Linked DNA regions of Mus musculus: region 1 is linked to region 2. A link is a loop called in an ENCODE intact Hi-C map of the cell type or tissue named here. Cell type or tissue: left cerebral cortex. All regions are shown on one strand.

The links. A loop is a pair of places that touch in the nucleus more often than their neighbours do. Peaks named below come from ENCODE experiments on the same cell type or tissue, not always from the same donor. Only the 100,000 strongest peaks of a DNase experiment are listed, where the experiment ranks them.
Region 1: it touches region 2 in a loop (5-fold over the local background); 11 of 42 quality-filtered maps call a loop at or near these places.

What each region holds. Positions count from the first base shown.
Region 1 is chr12:117,353,330-117,361,329 of GRCm38, forward strand. No RefSeq gene overlaps it. Among named protein-coding and RNA genes, the nearest start is that of Gm5441, 20 kb to the left of the region's middle. In left cerebral cortex, no CTCF peak of the experiment used is centred here; a DNase peak (open chromatin) is centred at 4,684.
Region 2 is chr12:116,644,858-116,652,857 of GRCm38, forward strand. All of the region lies in intron 2 of Ptprn2 (protein tyrosine phosphatase, receptor type, N polypeptide 2), which reads left to right. Among named protein-coding and RNA genes, the nearest start is that of Gm31336, 110 kb to the right of the region's middle. In left cerebral cortex, CTCF peaks have their summits at 2,092 (motif pointing right), 3,902 (motif pointing right) and 4,113; DNase peaks (open chromatin) are centred at 2,143 and 3,912.

The DNA.
Region 1 (8,000 bases), 710 kb after region 2:
AGAAGAAGAAGAAGAAGAAGAAGAAGAAGAAGAAGAAGCAGAAGCAGCAAGAGAGGAAGTGAGAGAGGAAGAGAAAAGGAAAAGGATATGGAATACCACTCACACCATGTCTGCTCTCTGCTCCACCATCCAAGAGTCTGCTGCAGTCTAGACCAAAGCAGCTATCAGCACTGCTTTTGGGCCGGTATACCAGGTCTGTAGCAGGAGACAGGTGCTAAAATAGTGACCATGCACCAAGAACTGTATATACCACAGAACTCTCAGGAAGTCCCAGAAGTTAGTACTGTGCTTATGCACTGGGGCATGGAGACAGAAAGCTGCTTCTCTCTGATGGGGCTAGAATTCAAACTTCTATCCACTGAGACACAAGTTTGAATCTGCCCACCTACCTTACTCAATGTTATACTCACAATCATTCATTCCCTAAGTTAGTCAACACTGTAGGCTGAGACATCTTGGCCCTCAAGGAAGACTTCAATTCTGGACCACATAACTACTTCCTGAAGGCAGTAGCAGTTGGTGGTGGGGGGGGAGGGGTAGCCCTGGAAGGGAGTGAATTCAAGTGTGGCCTCAACTTATCAGACACCCAGTCAGAAACCAAATCTGGCTCTTCAGTTGAGAGTGGTTAACTACATGTTCCCTGGAGAACAGTAGGATGGGACTCCACTGTCTATGCCATCCAAGGCTGTTTCCATAACCATTTGCCCAGAGTACCAGAAGGAGAGTTGACAGACGAGCTCTGACCAAAGGACATAAGAGCTGCTTCTGGGTCCCCTCTGAGTTTCAAGCATGGAGCTGGCTGGTGCAAAGGATAAACCATGAAGGATAACACAAGAAACCAGACACAAATGAGCACAGTGTCCTTGTTAGCAGGGGCACATGCCATGCACAAGAGGGCTGTATACCAGGAAGGGTGTGGTGCAGCCCAGGTAAACCCAGCTCTGTTACCTCCTTTTCCTCTTAGATTTAGAACACAGGGGGAAGGTACCCAAACTCTGGTGATAATTTTCTGCAGTCTGTCAATCAACTGAGGCTTCACATCGTGAGCCTCAAGGCTTCTCAGAGACCCCTCCCAACCAGGATAGAGGTGAAGCTGGCACAGGGGTTATTACCAGAGCAGCAGGAGGGGACCAAGCCAGAATCAAGGGATCAGAACCACGGCACAAACATGCTAGGCTTGGGAATCTCCACACTTAGATGGAGTGAGAAACAAAGGTGCAGGGGGTGGAGACAAGGTGAGGTGGAGGGGAGGACACGCTCCCAAAGATAGAATTGAATAAGTCCACAGGACAATGGTGAGCTGGCAGACATTTAAAAAGTAAAATGAATACATTTTTACAGAGGCAGACAGGACAGCTTTGTTCCATGGAAATGTGGGAGAGTGGGGAGGGAGCAATCTCTACCTGCATCAAGGTGCACCATACACAGGTATGGGGATTCACAAAGCTCCACACATAGAAGGCTGTAGTGTGTGTGTGTGTGTGTGTGTGTGTGTGTGTGTGTGTGTGTGTGTGTGTTTGAGGGGACGGTGTCTGTACTTTGTTCTGTTTTTATACAGGGTCTTACATAGCCCAGAATTCATTATGTAGGCAAGGACAACCTTAAACTTCTGACCCACCATGCCTGATTTTATATGGTACTGGGGCTTTGTATGCAGTACATACCTGTAATCTGAACACTTGCAGGGGGAGAGATACAGGAGAACTGGAAGTCAAGATCACCCTTGGCTACATAGTGAGTTTGAGACCAGCCTGGATACATAAGATCCTGTCTCAAGAAATATTAGTTAAGCTGGGTGTGGTAGTGTATAACTTTAATACCAGCAGTTGGGAGGCAGAGGCAGGGTGATCTTTGTGAGTTCAAGGCCAGCCTAGTTAGTCTACATAGTGAGTTCCAGGACAACTAAAGCTACATAGTGAGATCTTGTCTCAAAAACAAACAAACAAACAAACAAACAAACAAACAGAAATACTTGTTAAACAAAATAAAATGCAATAGTATAAAACCAAAGTGGGGGTGGGGGGGAACACTTGTTGACCTATCCACCTTAACATTTAAAGACTACCAAAGGCAGCACAGTTGCACAAAGTCATCATTCCAGCAGGGCTGAAGCTGAAGCAGGAGCATCACCATGAGTTTCAAGCCTGGAATCCATGGTGAGACACTGTATCATAAAAACAAGAAGAGGGGCCACTCATTCCTGAGGCCACAGTAGGAGCTGTAGGAAGAAGGAACCTCCAATTTGTTCCCAGCACATGGAGGCCAGCAGAGCTCGGGGCTCTGTCTTGTTCTGCAGTTCACAGCTTGATGAACCCACTTGAGGCCAAAGTGCAGAACAGCAGAGGGGGTTCACGTAAAACTAATCTATCTGCAAAACACCCAGGAAAGAGATGGTAGTCTGGCTCAGTGGATAAAGGCTCTTGATATTCAAGCCTGCTGACCTGAATTAAATCCCCAAACCAAAGGTAAAAGGAAGAACTAATGCCCACAATCCCCAAACCAAAGGTAAAAGGAAGAACTAATGCCCACAAGTTGTCGTCTGACCACCGCATGTGTACTGTGATACATGTGCCCCAGAATGATGATAATCATCATCATCTTCATCATCATCATCGGTGGCGGCAGCAGCAGCATTTTAAGAAAACACCCAGGAAGGGGCTGGAAAAATATCTCAGTGGTTAAGCCCTTGCTGTTCTTACAGAGGACCCAGGTTCATTTCTCAGCTCCCTCATGTTAACACTCCTTCACAACCACTTGCAACTCTAGTTCCAGAGTATGCAACCTCCCTTTCTGGCCTCCATGGAAACAAAGCATACAAGTGGTTCTCATGCATGCATGCAGTCAGGCAAACACTCAAACACATAAAATAAAAATTTTAAACACACACACACACACACACACACACACACACACCCCTCCCAGGAGAAGGGGGCAGTCATCGGGTCTAGAGCATGGAAGAGGAGTGTCTTCCCCATCTCTTAATCTTTCATACTTAAAGAGGAAGAAAAGCATGTATGCATTAAAACAAACCCTCAAAGAGCTTGTACAGTATGTAGAGTTTTGCCTAGCATGCAGAAAGCCCTAGGTTTGACTCCTAGCAATTCGTCATTAGATGAGGTAGTGCATGCCTGTAATCCCAGCAGCTGGAGGCAGGGGGATCAGAAGTTCAAGGTCATCCTAGGCTACATAGTGAGTTTGAGGCTTGCCTGGGCTACATGGACTTGTCTCAACAACAACAACAACTACAACAACACCCAAAAATAACCCCTCAAGGAAACAAAGCACAAGTCTCTAACCTAGAAACAATGTATGTGTCTGTAACCTAGAAACAATGTACGTGACTCTGACCTGGAAACAACGGTATCTTTTCAGCTGAGATAAAATCCTGACCCTCTGTTTTTCTTCTTTCTTGCAGTGGCCTGTTGGTTCAGAACAGAGTCAAAGATGATGCCCACTGGGATAGACTGTGGCCAAGAACAAGGGCCACCAGTTCTGATTTGGAGCCAGTCAACTCCCTGGCTAGAGACAGCTGTTGTCTCTGGGGTAGAGCCCATTCCTTTTAGCTCCACAGTCTCCAGCAGGGGATACACACTCTTTCAGGGCTCCCCAAGCTCACAGGAGAATCCCCCAGGCAGGCTGGGAAGGCTCAATGTGCCCCTGATTTCTGGCTTCACAGCGGCTGCACTGTAAATCCTTCTTATGGCAGTTTCACTGGACACTGAGCAAGAAAAGCAATGTTGGCTCAAGATGGAGAATGATACATACGGCCATTCTGGAAGACATTAACTCCGAGCCTGATGCATAGGTTTATAGGATCTGAAGAGCCTCCTGTTGTCACACTAACACTGATAAATGACAGCTGAGCCAGAAGGAATGTAACAGGGCAGTGCTGCTGTCAGGGAGAGTATGAGGATATGGAGATGTGGCCAGACAGCAGGGTCTGCCACATGAGTGTGGACACAAAACTTGTAGTTCCATAGACCAAGGCTGTCCTCACTCTCAGTCCCCAAATCTCTGTCCCTGTAGGCTTTCCTCCTCCACCTGATGTTTTCTTCAGAGTACAGGTTAAGGCTGGAGGATGGAGAAAGAGATGGTTTTCATGGAAGTGCTAAATATCCAGGGAAAAGACAACTCAGGGCCGATCTGGGAGTTGGGCAGCATATCTAAAGTGAGACTGTACCCTTCCCGGGAAACAGGCTCTAACTGTTACAAGCAAAGGAGAGGAGGATTGCCCCCCCCCAAGCCCCGCTCAACTGTGGGCTCCTCACATCACCCATTCAATGGCAGATAGTGTTAATCCTGGTGGTTAGGTTGTCAGAACACACATGGTGCACCTAGGCCTGTGGGTTAGACTACCTGGTTCTTGAGGTGTCTCGACAAAGTAAGTGACTTAAGAGAATCCTACATACAGCTTTGGGAACCTTATACCTGAAGTCTGGGTGCCTCCCTTCCTCTAACACAAGGAAGGCTCTGAGGAAAGGTCCTTCCACTCCTCTTCCAACTTCTGATGTTGCCAGAGACCCTAGAGTCTTCCCCTGGGAGAGGGACCACTCTGCTCTGCTTCCGTTTCCACATAGCTTTCCCTGTCTGTCCTCCACTTCTTCTGTCTCCATATGGCCTCCTCCCCCTCCTCTGTCTGTCTCTGAGCAGCCCCCTCTTCTTCTGTTGCCATATAGCCTCCTTCTCCTCTCTCCACATGGTTCCTTTTCTGTCTCCATAGTTTCCTCTATGCCTCCATATGGCCTCCCCTGTGTCCGCACAGCTTCTTTCTGTCTCCATACAGCCTCTCCTCCTCCCTCCTCCTCCTCCCCTTCTTCTTCCTCTCCCCTTACCTCCTCTCCATCTTTCCTCTCCATCTTACTCTTCCTCTGTGCAACTTCACACAAGGTGTCTTACAAGAACATCAGCCTAATGGCTGAGAGTCCAGTCCCAGGCAGGTCTCATCTGAACTGGACTCTAGAGATCTTGTCTTCAAACAAGACTACCTTTGTACCAGTGTGGGGATGACTTGCACAGTTCTCTGGGTAACAAACCCAGCCCACAACAGTTAGGCCAATAGGGTGCTGTTATAAACACTCCCATCCCTAGAGAGAGCAAATATTACCCAAGGGTGACAGAAACCCTGGTCTGACCACTTCCAACTCCAAAAATCTTTTTTTTTTTTTGAAAGGCCGCATCTCATGTGCCCTAGGCTAGCCTTGAACTTCTTTCTGATCTTCTTGCTTCTTTCTCCCTAATACTGGGATGGCAGGCATGTATCACCACACCCAGTTTTATGTGGCATCAGAATTGAACACAGAACCTTACACATGTTTGGCATGCAGTGCACACAGCTGAGATACATCCCAGCCCTTGACCCCCTAATTCTAACTTACCCTTAAAATCAACTACCAGCTCCGAATCACCTGTCAATAGCAAGGATGGAGACAAGGAACCGAAGTCATCCTGAAGACTTACTTCCCACCCTCCAAGAAGGCATCACTGGCCAAGGACCATCTGAGAATGGCTGGTGTGGCTACACTTGGGTGGAGGCTTTCTTTCAACAAAAAGTTTGTCGAAGATGGACCAGTAGCCAGATAGGATACCATACATTTTAATGTCAGCTACTCCAGGCTGAAGCAAGAAGGTGGCAAGTTCAAGGCCCCACAGAGGAGTGAGTGTGCACTCAGAACTCCTTTTTCAGAGAACCCAGTCTAAACCAGTGAGTGGTGTAAAGCTGAGTTCAGCCAGGCCTGGAAGCCCTCACCTTTAATGCCAGCACTGTGGAGGCAGAGGCAGGCAGAACTCTGTGAGTTCGAGGCCAGTCTGGGCTACGTGGTAGGTTTCAGGACAGCCAGGGCTATGTAGAGACACCCTGACTTCGGTGTCCCCTTTCCCCACTCAGTGTCCCAGATAGAACAGGGCAGATGATACTGCTGAAACTGTTTCATGTTTACAAATGTGTACAACACCTGGTGCAAGGCCTCGCCGTGCACAAACACCTGCCTGTTGCCTCTCTCCACCCACCAATCTGAACTCCCAGCAGCCCCAGCTTATCCTGAAAGATGAGATGCACTCCTTAGAGACAGACTTCACAGCCGACCTCGGGTGAAAAAAATCCATCTTCTGTCCTCAGGGATTGCCCCCACCTCAGCATCTCCTTTGAGGGGAAGTACACTAACGGGTGTACCTTGTTCCAAACCATTGACCTTGAGATCATCACATGTGCATCCTGAAGCACGCGTGACTGAGGCAGCTGTGGGCATGCTTCTGTGCTCTGCAGGACACTGCCTCCGATGAGCTGAAGAACTGCTTTCCAGGACCAGCCACCTCTGTGTACCCAAGCAAAACCAGCAATAGAAGAGCTGGAAGATTCCCTGGGCCGGCTGGGTCAGCTTGATCTTGCTATACAAGAAAGGGACTTGATCCTGAGCCCTCACTGGTGGGCCACCCCTAACAAAGGCCTCCTGAGCACCTTCTGCTCAGAAGTCTTCCCTCTGGTACCCTGCCTCACGACACTGCTACTTCCTTGTGGTGCTGGGCTCAGAGCTTCATATGATACACAAGCAGGACAAGGCCACTGTCCCTGAAGCAGTATTGCAGTCTCGATGGCAGCTGACTGCCATGGGCTACAGCTGGGCATTCTGTGAGTGGGGCATATGGGGTAGAGTCATGGAAAGGTCTACTGGGATTAGACCATAAGCAGGTCTGGGTCTATCAGGAGGCTGCTTCCTGGCATCAGCACAGGCTCTGTACCCCTGGGTAAGTGCTGGTCACCTGTAGATGGCTGCTACCAGCCTCCCAGTCCCCCAATTTCCGGGTGGTATTACTTAACACCTAGAGTGAAGGCTCTTCCCTGGGCACATGCTTCTTATCTCTGCTCCCTCTACACTGAGAGAAAAGTGTTTTCAACTAAAGAAGGTTGCAAAAGGAAATTATCCAGCTTTTCCCTTAAGACATGCTCCCAATTCGTCACACCGAGCTTGGCGTGAATCATAGCAGCCAGACTATATTTGTGCCACCAGTCCCTACAGAGCAAGGTGAGGTTCACGGCTTCTGGAAATTTCTGAAATTGTTGGTAACTGTTCTCCTCATTAGTGGCCACAGACTGTGTGTGTGAGAAAGGAGCATGGAGCCAAGGCAAATCTGTCACTCAGTGTTGACTGCCACCAGCAAGTGGCTCCATTCCTGTTTGATCTTTCAATTCAAAGAAGGGTCTGACTTTTTTTTTTTTTAAATTGGACTTTCAATACTGTCTCATATCCACCATTTGGACTCTTTGTAGGGGGCTTCTAAAATTCAAAGAACTGACTCGCGCTAAGTACATGCACATTCCTTTAGCAATACTGTGTCTTAATTAACTATTGAATCAGCGTTTGGGAATGTTATAGACAGCTATAATCTACTGCTATTCATGTCAAATTTGAAGTTTTTTGATTACTAGTATGTGTGTCCTTGAAAGTGGTAACAAAAGTTTCTATTTTGGAGCAGCTACTGTTTAGTCCAAAGGGTCATATTTTATGACAACAATTTGCTTTTTACAGCTTTGTTTAATGATCTGTGATTTGAGCTACACCCTAATTAACCCCAACTTGGTCTAAACTGGCTCTGATAAACAGAACTAGTACTGAAGAGGAGAGACATTAGAGGCTGCCAGAGGTGAGATACACATAGTCTCCATATGCAGGGCCCAGCCCGATTCTGATGATACACAACTGCTTTTAAATTACAGAGATCCAGTCCAATGTGCCAGCAGCCTCTGGGTCTAAAACAGCTGCCTATCGCTGTGTGAAATCAGCTCAACCCTGACTCTGTCTTAAATTCATGTTCTCCAAGGCGTATAGCACTTAGAGCTAAGTGTTTATCAATATGGCTAAAAATTAAGTAGGGAGGTGTAAGAACATATAAAAAGAGGAGAAAAAGACTCTCTCTCTAGTGTACTCATCCTGGTCCCACATCAATCACTGTGTTGAGCCAACGCCTAGAAGGCAGTGTGGAGCATGCCCAGTGGAGCAGCCTTC
Region 2 (8,000 bases):
TGTAATCCTAGCACTCTGGAGGTGAAGGCAGCATATCAGGATACTGCAGGCCATTCTATGTCACTTAGAAAGTTGTAGCCAGCCAAGTCTACATGAACCCATTTCAAAGTATAGAGAAGAAAGTTCTCAATAGTTAGCTACAGGTAGCCACGCTAGGAAGAGGGGAGAAAGGCATTAAAGGCACATGGCCTCAGGGCTCCCTGGAACAGCTGAGCTGCATGGACTCAGAAGTAGGCACTAGGACCGGTTCCCCCAAACTTTGGAAAGCAAGTGCATAAAGCCAGCTTAGGAAGACACCAGTTTTTCCCTTTTTGAAAAACCAAACTGTTTTTAGAGAGGTGATATCAAATTTCTTAAAAACCACCTTCTTCTACCCTTAAAATATTTACCAGAACCTTCAGTATTTGCTGGACTCTATATGTTCTGTGAGGGCTGCTCTTTCCTCCTGGAGTGTCAGAGGGATGATAATCAGCCAGGTCATCACTTAGAGACACTATGGAGGTCCTCAGCCCGCCCTGGCTCTCTGCAGAGGGCAAGCTCATGTCTCATACATTGCCATTTGCTCAACATAAGGCACCTGCAGGTTTCTACTGTTTACAGTGTAGACTCTGTACTATACCTTTACAGTATGGAGAAGTGTGTGAAGGCTTCAGAAAAGCCTGCCTGGATCTCCTCTCCTTCTCCCCTCTTCTCTCCTTGGTAATTCATTGTCCTAACAAGGGCTCAGCCATCCATCTCCAGCTCCTATCTTTTTTAGGTATAGTTTGGCAGCCCTGAGCCTAGCAGGTGGCACTTCCACCTGCAGGTAGATCCATAGGATCTTTGTCTTCTATAAGTCCCCCTTTGACACCATACAAGAGCTCTGAGATCATGTGTGGAGACTGGTTTAGGGTTATGGTCTTTGTAGGCCTTTTTATTAAGTAGAAGAAAAGTGATTTCCAGAATGGTCTCATGGTATGACAATTAATATTGTTTCTTTAAAAATAATGTTCACAGTAACAGTGTTTCAAATGGTGTTGTGATAGAAGAGACAAACACAAAGTTACTCTGCAAGCACAGAGTTCCTGGGAGAGATGCTTCCCACTGCATTGTCCAATTGACCTATTGGACCCACTGTTGTGTTTTATAAAAAGAAAGAGAAGAGCCAGGGAGATGTTTGGTGCAGGCACGGTATGATGGGAGGGGGTGCTTCTGCAGGCCCATTCTGAGGCATCCCTTCCCCCTGAGGTACCAGCCACATGAAGGTATAGTATAGAATAGAGTTTATTTAGGGCATAGGGAGGGGACTTGAGGGGGTAGTAGAGAGAGAGAGAGAGAGAGAGAGAGAGAGAGAGAGACAGAGAGAGAGGCCATGAGCATATAGAGAGGGAAGAGGGGAATGGGAAGAGACAGAGAGGAGGGTAAGGGAGCAAGAGAAGAGAAGAGAAGAGAAGAGAGCAAGAGAGTGAGGAGGGGACAAGCAGCCTCTTTTATAGTGAGTCAGGCTTACCTGGCTTTTGACAGGTAACTGTGGGGCGGAGCCTAAATGACATGCCAATACCCACTCTCCTTTTCTTTTCTTGAGGCTGAGTTGTTGCTGTAGCCAAGTTACAAAGAGAGTCATGGATTTAAAGAGGGTTGCAGACAGAGGAACCCCAATCTGTGCACTCTCTTTCCTGATCATTTGGAATTTCCCTGTGCTCATCGAATGACTCATTTTATTAATTTGATTTGGTGACACTCAGTAATAAACGTCAACTTTCAGGAACTCATATTTAGCATCTAATTCTGGTGAGGGGACACTAATGTCAGTATCCTCCACGTCTATGTTTCCCTTGGTGAGAAAGAAAGATGCACGGCAACTCTTCTTGCCCTTGTCTTCAAACTTGACTTAAGATTCCACTCTGGGTCAGCTCTGCTAACCTGCCCTTTGTGATCTGCCCAGGAAGAGGCAGTTGTGCCTTTTTCTTTTGGTTTATTGAGATTAGAAGACATATCATACTACCTTGGGTTGATTTTGCATTCAGTCCCACAGACATGCAGGGTGTGTGTCTTTATGTCTTTAGGTTTTCTGTGCCTGGCATGAAGGTATTTTTATCCAGCCCTGATAGCCACCAGATGTCAGTATAGCTGAGCAAACAGACTTCTCTGACAAAGGTGGCAGAGCAGGTGGTGGCTCTATCAGCTGGGTCCAGGTGAGGTTTGCTTCTTGCCCCAAGGGAATTTGCACAGAGCTGAAGCTCTGCAGGAACTCCAATGGCTTATATGATGGGAGACACTGATTTTCACTGTGTGGTCCCCAAGTGAACTGGTGGCAGTTCTCCAGATGTCTAATTCTGCAGCTTCATATTTTAGAAGATGCAGGGAGGATTGCAGACTAGGCTATGATGCCATCTGCATGGCTTAGGGCCCAGGACTTTGAAGACCAAATTTATCTTTGCCCACAGGACAATTTCCTATCTTGTTGGTGTTCCTGGGGGCCTTTGCATATAGTCTGAAGACCTCCAGCTCATCATTGCCCCAGCCAGAGGCCAAGCATTCTCTCTATCAGGGCCCTTTGCAGACTAGACACTGTCCTATGTGAACGATATTTACTCCCATCTTGTAGCTGAGGGAAGTAGAGTCATTTGCCTCTGGTCTCAGGCTCCCATCTGATGACTGTCTGCAGAAAAAAAGAAAAAGAAAAAAAGACAGAACAAAACAAAAACAAACAAAAAAAACCCAAAAACCCAAGCCATGGTATAATTCTAGAACTAAAGTCTCAAACCAGGCTCCCTTTTTCTGCATCTGTTCTGCAACTGTGTGGCTGCTTTGTGAGCAGGGGTTGGGGGGTTCCAAAGGTGTGTGAATAAGCAGAGCAGGACACAAATTTTGGATAGTTGTTGGCACTACGAGTAGATAAGTAGCTACCCAGGAGTGTGACTGGATGAAGAGACCCTCGAAGGCTGCTCTAAATCTGTGTCCACCTGGCTGGGGAAGAGTTGTCCGGGAGAATTTTCTCCTTGGGGACCTAGAGGTCACTAGGCAGCATTCCTCTTCTATGGTCACAAGGACAAACCAAAGCTCAGTTCCACTGAAGCCCCACCCCTCCCAGTTCCCACCTGAAGTAACTGATGAGTTCATTGGGCTTACTCACAAGCATGGGCGTATGACAGGACCCTAGTGTGTTCCAGGGTAAGCTTCCCTTCTCTCCATGAAACACACCACAAGTCTCAGATGTGGGGGTTCTCTTTGAGACTATTATTTATGATCTTAGTGTAGGGTATGCTGCTTTACTGTTGGAAAGGTATTCCCAAGTCTCACGAGTCTAAGTCTTCCCATGTACCTGCAAGCCACCCCATAACACAGCAGGCAGATCCTTCTGCCCAGTGGCAAAGGTGTGTGTGTGTGTGTGTGTGTGTGTGTGTGTGTGTGTGTTACTTGCCAGTTAGGAGCAGTGACCATGTCCTCATAGCTGTATGCTGTGTCCCTGTTAGGTATGACATTGAGACAGAAATTTCTATAGAGCCTAGGCACAGAGCAGCTGCATTCAGTGGCCTCAGTGACCTGAATAGGTAAGGTCTGGACTAAGCTATGGTTCACAGAGTTTCCTTTAACCCAGGCATCCTTTGTGGCCACTTGAGCCATTGCAGAGGGGCCTATCAGGCAGAGGGGCCTGCATTGCTGAGGTTGTTAGTTTAGGGTATGCATCTGGGAATCTTAGAGATATAGGATCTGGAGACCTGTGACATGGATCTAGGACTCTTGGGTAAATGGATACTGGAGGCAGTAGGGGGAACACACCAAGTTCTGGGGGATGGTGAAGTCCCTAGGATAGAGGTGATGTGACTACATTGAACTACTGTTCCTCAAAGAAGTCCCCAGTGTCTGCTCTGGTACTTGGCTAAATGGTGCCTAGTGTTTCTACCTAAGTCTCCCAGCAGGGGGCACAAGCACCATGAGTAAGAGACCATGTGGGATGAAATGAGATCAAGCAAGCAGCCAACATAAATAAATGCATCTGATATTGAGGGCTGCTGAAGCCCCAGCCTGACTGATCCTGGTTAGCGTCATTGCCCAAGGCATCAGGGAAACAAAAGAGACTTTTGTTTTACTCCACAGTGCCCCCTACCAGCCAACCAATCCAGTGTGTGGGGAATAAAGCTGGAGGTGAATCCCACAAAGACTAGACAGCACACAGTATCTTGGCAGGTATGCTGGTTGTGGTAGCATGGTGCTGCCGTGGGACTACCTTCCGATCTGTTGATGTCTTGAAGCTGGAAGGACTTGATGACATCATGCTAGTTCACTGGGATAGCCAGGTGTGGCCTGCTATGTGTTATGCTTCACTGTGTGAAATTAGACACTACAGGGTCGGGTGTATCCACTACACAGTACCACATATTAACTCCAAAGGTGTTGGCAGGCAGATTTACCAAAATCACAAATATGCATCACCTGTATAATAGTCAGAAGCTATGTTCCTGCAGGCTGTGGTACATAGTCTATGGAGCTTGAACTGGTTCCTTATGATCTAACTCTAGGATGCAATAGAAAACCAAACCATGCTTGGCTAGGTACTCCAAATCATATTGGGCAAAGCTGATCTTTATAAAAGGGCTCAGGTTGTACTCTTTGTAGGAATGAGACTACTATGTGCTGTTATATCTCTTGTGTGTGTGTGTGTGTGTGTGTGTGTGTGTGAGAGAGAGAGAGAGAGAGAGAGAGATGGAGAGGGAGAGAGAGAGAGAGAGAGAGAGAGAGAGAGAGAGAGAGAGAGAGGGAGACACACACACACACACACACACACACACACACACACACACACACACACACACTTGGAGTAGATACAAGGACAGCTTTCAGAAGTTGGTCTTTCCTCCTACCATGGGTTCTGAGGATCGAGTTCAGGTTGTCAAGTTTGTGTAGCAAGTATTTTTGCCCACTGAGCCATCTCTCTGACCCCTGATTGATTGATTGATTGATTGATTGATTTAATCTTGTATTGGAGAAGCCCGTTGGCTAGGGTGTTCCTGACTCCACATGCCACATATAAAGCAGTACAGGAAGAATTTGTAGCTATTCTAGGTGTCTGACCCCTTAGCCCCCAAGTCCTGCACTGCCCCCAAGGCCTATAATGTACGACTACATAGCAGCCCAAGACACTATCCCCAAAGGCCCCAAAGACCCCAAAGGCCTCAAAGGCCCTGGAAGAGGTTGCCTGATTATTTTTAAGTGACTTCAGTTATTTTGGCTAAATCATCGAAGATAGGAGAACAACTCTGACCTTAATAGGTTGAGACCACTGATAGGCTTAAGGGAGATTCTGCAGGCTTCTTATGTGCACCAGTGAAGTCAGCAAGGAGGAGGGTGTAGCACACATCTTCAGCGCCTGGGACTGAAAAGAGAATAATCCCTATGAGCTCAGAGCCCTCTGGGTTAATGAAAAGATCTGCATTGTGATGTGTTGGATTATTTAGGAAACTGCCATGACGGCCAGACTAGCTGCTGAGATCCTTCATCGGCTTTCCAGAGGACATCTCAAGGTGAAAATCGGCTGCAAGCAGGCCCAGGTGGCTGGGTGATTAAAGATGGCTTTAGTCTGCTTAGAGAGGGACAGGCCCGGGGCGTGCAATCCAAACCACCTCAGGGACTCTAAATAGGAGGCAGACCAACTCCACTACCATAACAGTACTCAGTGAATGATGCTATGTTGTATATACTCTATCTGAGATCATGACTCTCCCACTATGGACCAATGATGAGTGGTGGGGACCTAACAGCTTACTCAGAGAGCAGCTTGGTGCAGACTGTACAATATGGGGCTGGGATGGTTGGTTAATCTTCATTAACAGTTTGGCAGGATTTAGAACCACTCAGAAGACGTACTTCCCTGGACATTTCCAGAGAGTAGTTTTACTGAAGAGTATATTTGAAGGGGACACAGTAAAGAAAAGAATGTGGTGGTTGCTCCCTTGAGGGAATGTTTTTGTTGTACACACAAGAGAGAGCAAAATCTCTAGAGGCATCTTGAAGAGTCCAGAGCAGAGAGAAAACCAAAACAAAATAAAAAACCCAAAACCCAAAACCCCAAAAACAAACAAACAAACAAAGCCAAAACAGCCTGGGCACAGCCAGGGCTTGGGAGAATATCAGGAACAGTAGATATGCTGAGATAGCAGAGAGTAGCCAGAGAGAAGAGTAGAGAGTAGTAGGTTTTGGGGCAATAAGGAGTAGCTGAGTAGAGAGAAGCTCAAGAACTGGATCAGGCCTAGGAGTTTAGGGTAGAGGAGATGGGTGTGATAGGGACCAGAATGCTAGTGTGGAATTTGAAAGGTGTAATATCTACTTGTGAATGAGGACTGTAGGAGCCTGGAGACCAGCATGGACTTTGATATGAGAGGTGCCATAGGTATATGTCAATGGAGAGCCAAGGCCATGGTGAGGCAGCCCCATGGTCCATATGGCTTAGGGTCTCTAGCCAATGAATGTCCTGGCTTGTCATTGATGACCTTCTCCACAAGAGACAGTGGCATGAGGGTCTTCTAAGTCTGTGCCAGGAGGTTTACAGTAGACTTCAGCTCAAATGTCCCCTTCTGATTTGGGTGCCACATTAATGAAAAATACCGGATTCCCACACAGTTCCATGACAATTGATCCCTAATGATTTCATTGAAGCCATCATGGTATTTAATCTTAGTTAGGGTTTCTATTGCTATGATGAAACACTATGGCCAAAGCATCTTGGGAAGGAAAGGGCTTACTCACCTTATTCCTCCATATTGCTGTTCTTCATAAAAAGAAATCAGGACAGGAACTCAAGCAAGGCAGGAACCTGGAGGCAGGAGCTAATGCAGAGGCCATGGAGGGGTGCTATTTATTGGCTTGCTCTTCATGGCTTGCTCTGCCTGCTTTCTTATAGAACCCAGAACCACCAGTCCAGGGGAGGCACCATCCACAATGGGCTAGGCCCTCCCACATCAATTATTAATTAAGAAAATGCTTTATAGCTCAATTTCATGTTGACACTTTCTCAACTGAAGTTCACTTCTCTCACATGACTTTAGCTTGTGTCAAGTTGACAAAATCATCAACACACAAACGCAATGATTCAGTGGGAAAAGTGCTTGCTGTGTGAGGATCCGAGTTTGGATCCTCAGAACCCATGGAAAAGCTGGGCATGGAGATCTACATTGTAACTCCAGGGCTTGTGGTGGAGGCTGGGAGCTTGCTGGCCAGCTGGTCTCAAATTAGTGAGCTCCTGGTTCAATGAAAGACCCTGTCTCAAAAAATATGGTGGGGAAAGACATAGAAAGATGCTCTACATTGACTTCTGGCTTCCACATGAACATGCACCCCAAACATGTGTATGCACATGCACACACACACACACACACACACACACACACACAAACACACACCACACTACAAACCAACATCTGGCTTCTTGATAGTAGAGATCAAGCTTGTGGTATCGTAGCTAAATTCATCTGGGCTTCAAAGCTGCTGGCAAAGGCTCAAAGGACACCGTTCATGGACCAACCAGACCAAAAGGCTCATGACGTCTGTGAGAAAAGAACTCTTACTGGTGGAACTAAAACTGCTTCCTTGTCTCTGTACTTATCCTGACTGTAGTCAGTCTCCACCTGCCCACCTGCAAGCATTCGTATGGGTTCATGCACTGATCAACCTCACTGGGCTCCTTCTGGATTTCCCTGTGTGAATGGCAACTAATTGTGTCTAAAGCCAAAGGACAGCTCAATCAGATCTTGAGAGCCTCCAGGTATGCAGTGTATAAGCCCCAGGCACTGTGACTCTGGTGGGTTATGAGTGAAGCTGGTACTCTGGTGAGCCATTTCTAGCTCAACTTGGCTCAGCCAATGGTGTGATGAAGAAGATGGACAAGAGGTAGCTGCCTCAGGAACCTGTGTACTTCCCTAAGCCAGAATCCTGATGGGCGAATCAACTGCACCATGCTATGATGACCCACAGACTTGCGACCCTGGCTGAGATATCTGAATGGTAAAAAGTCAGGAGAAAGG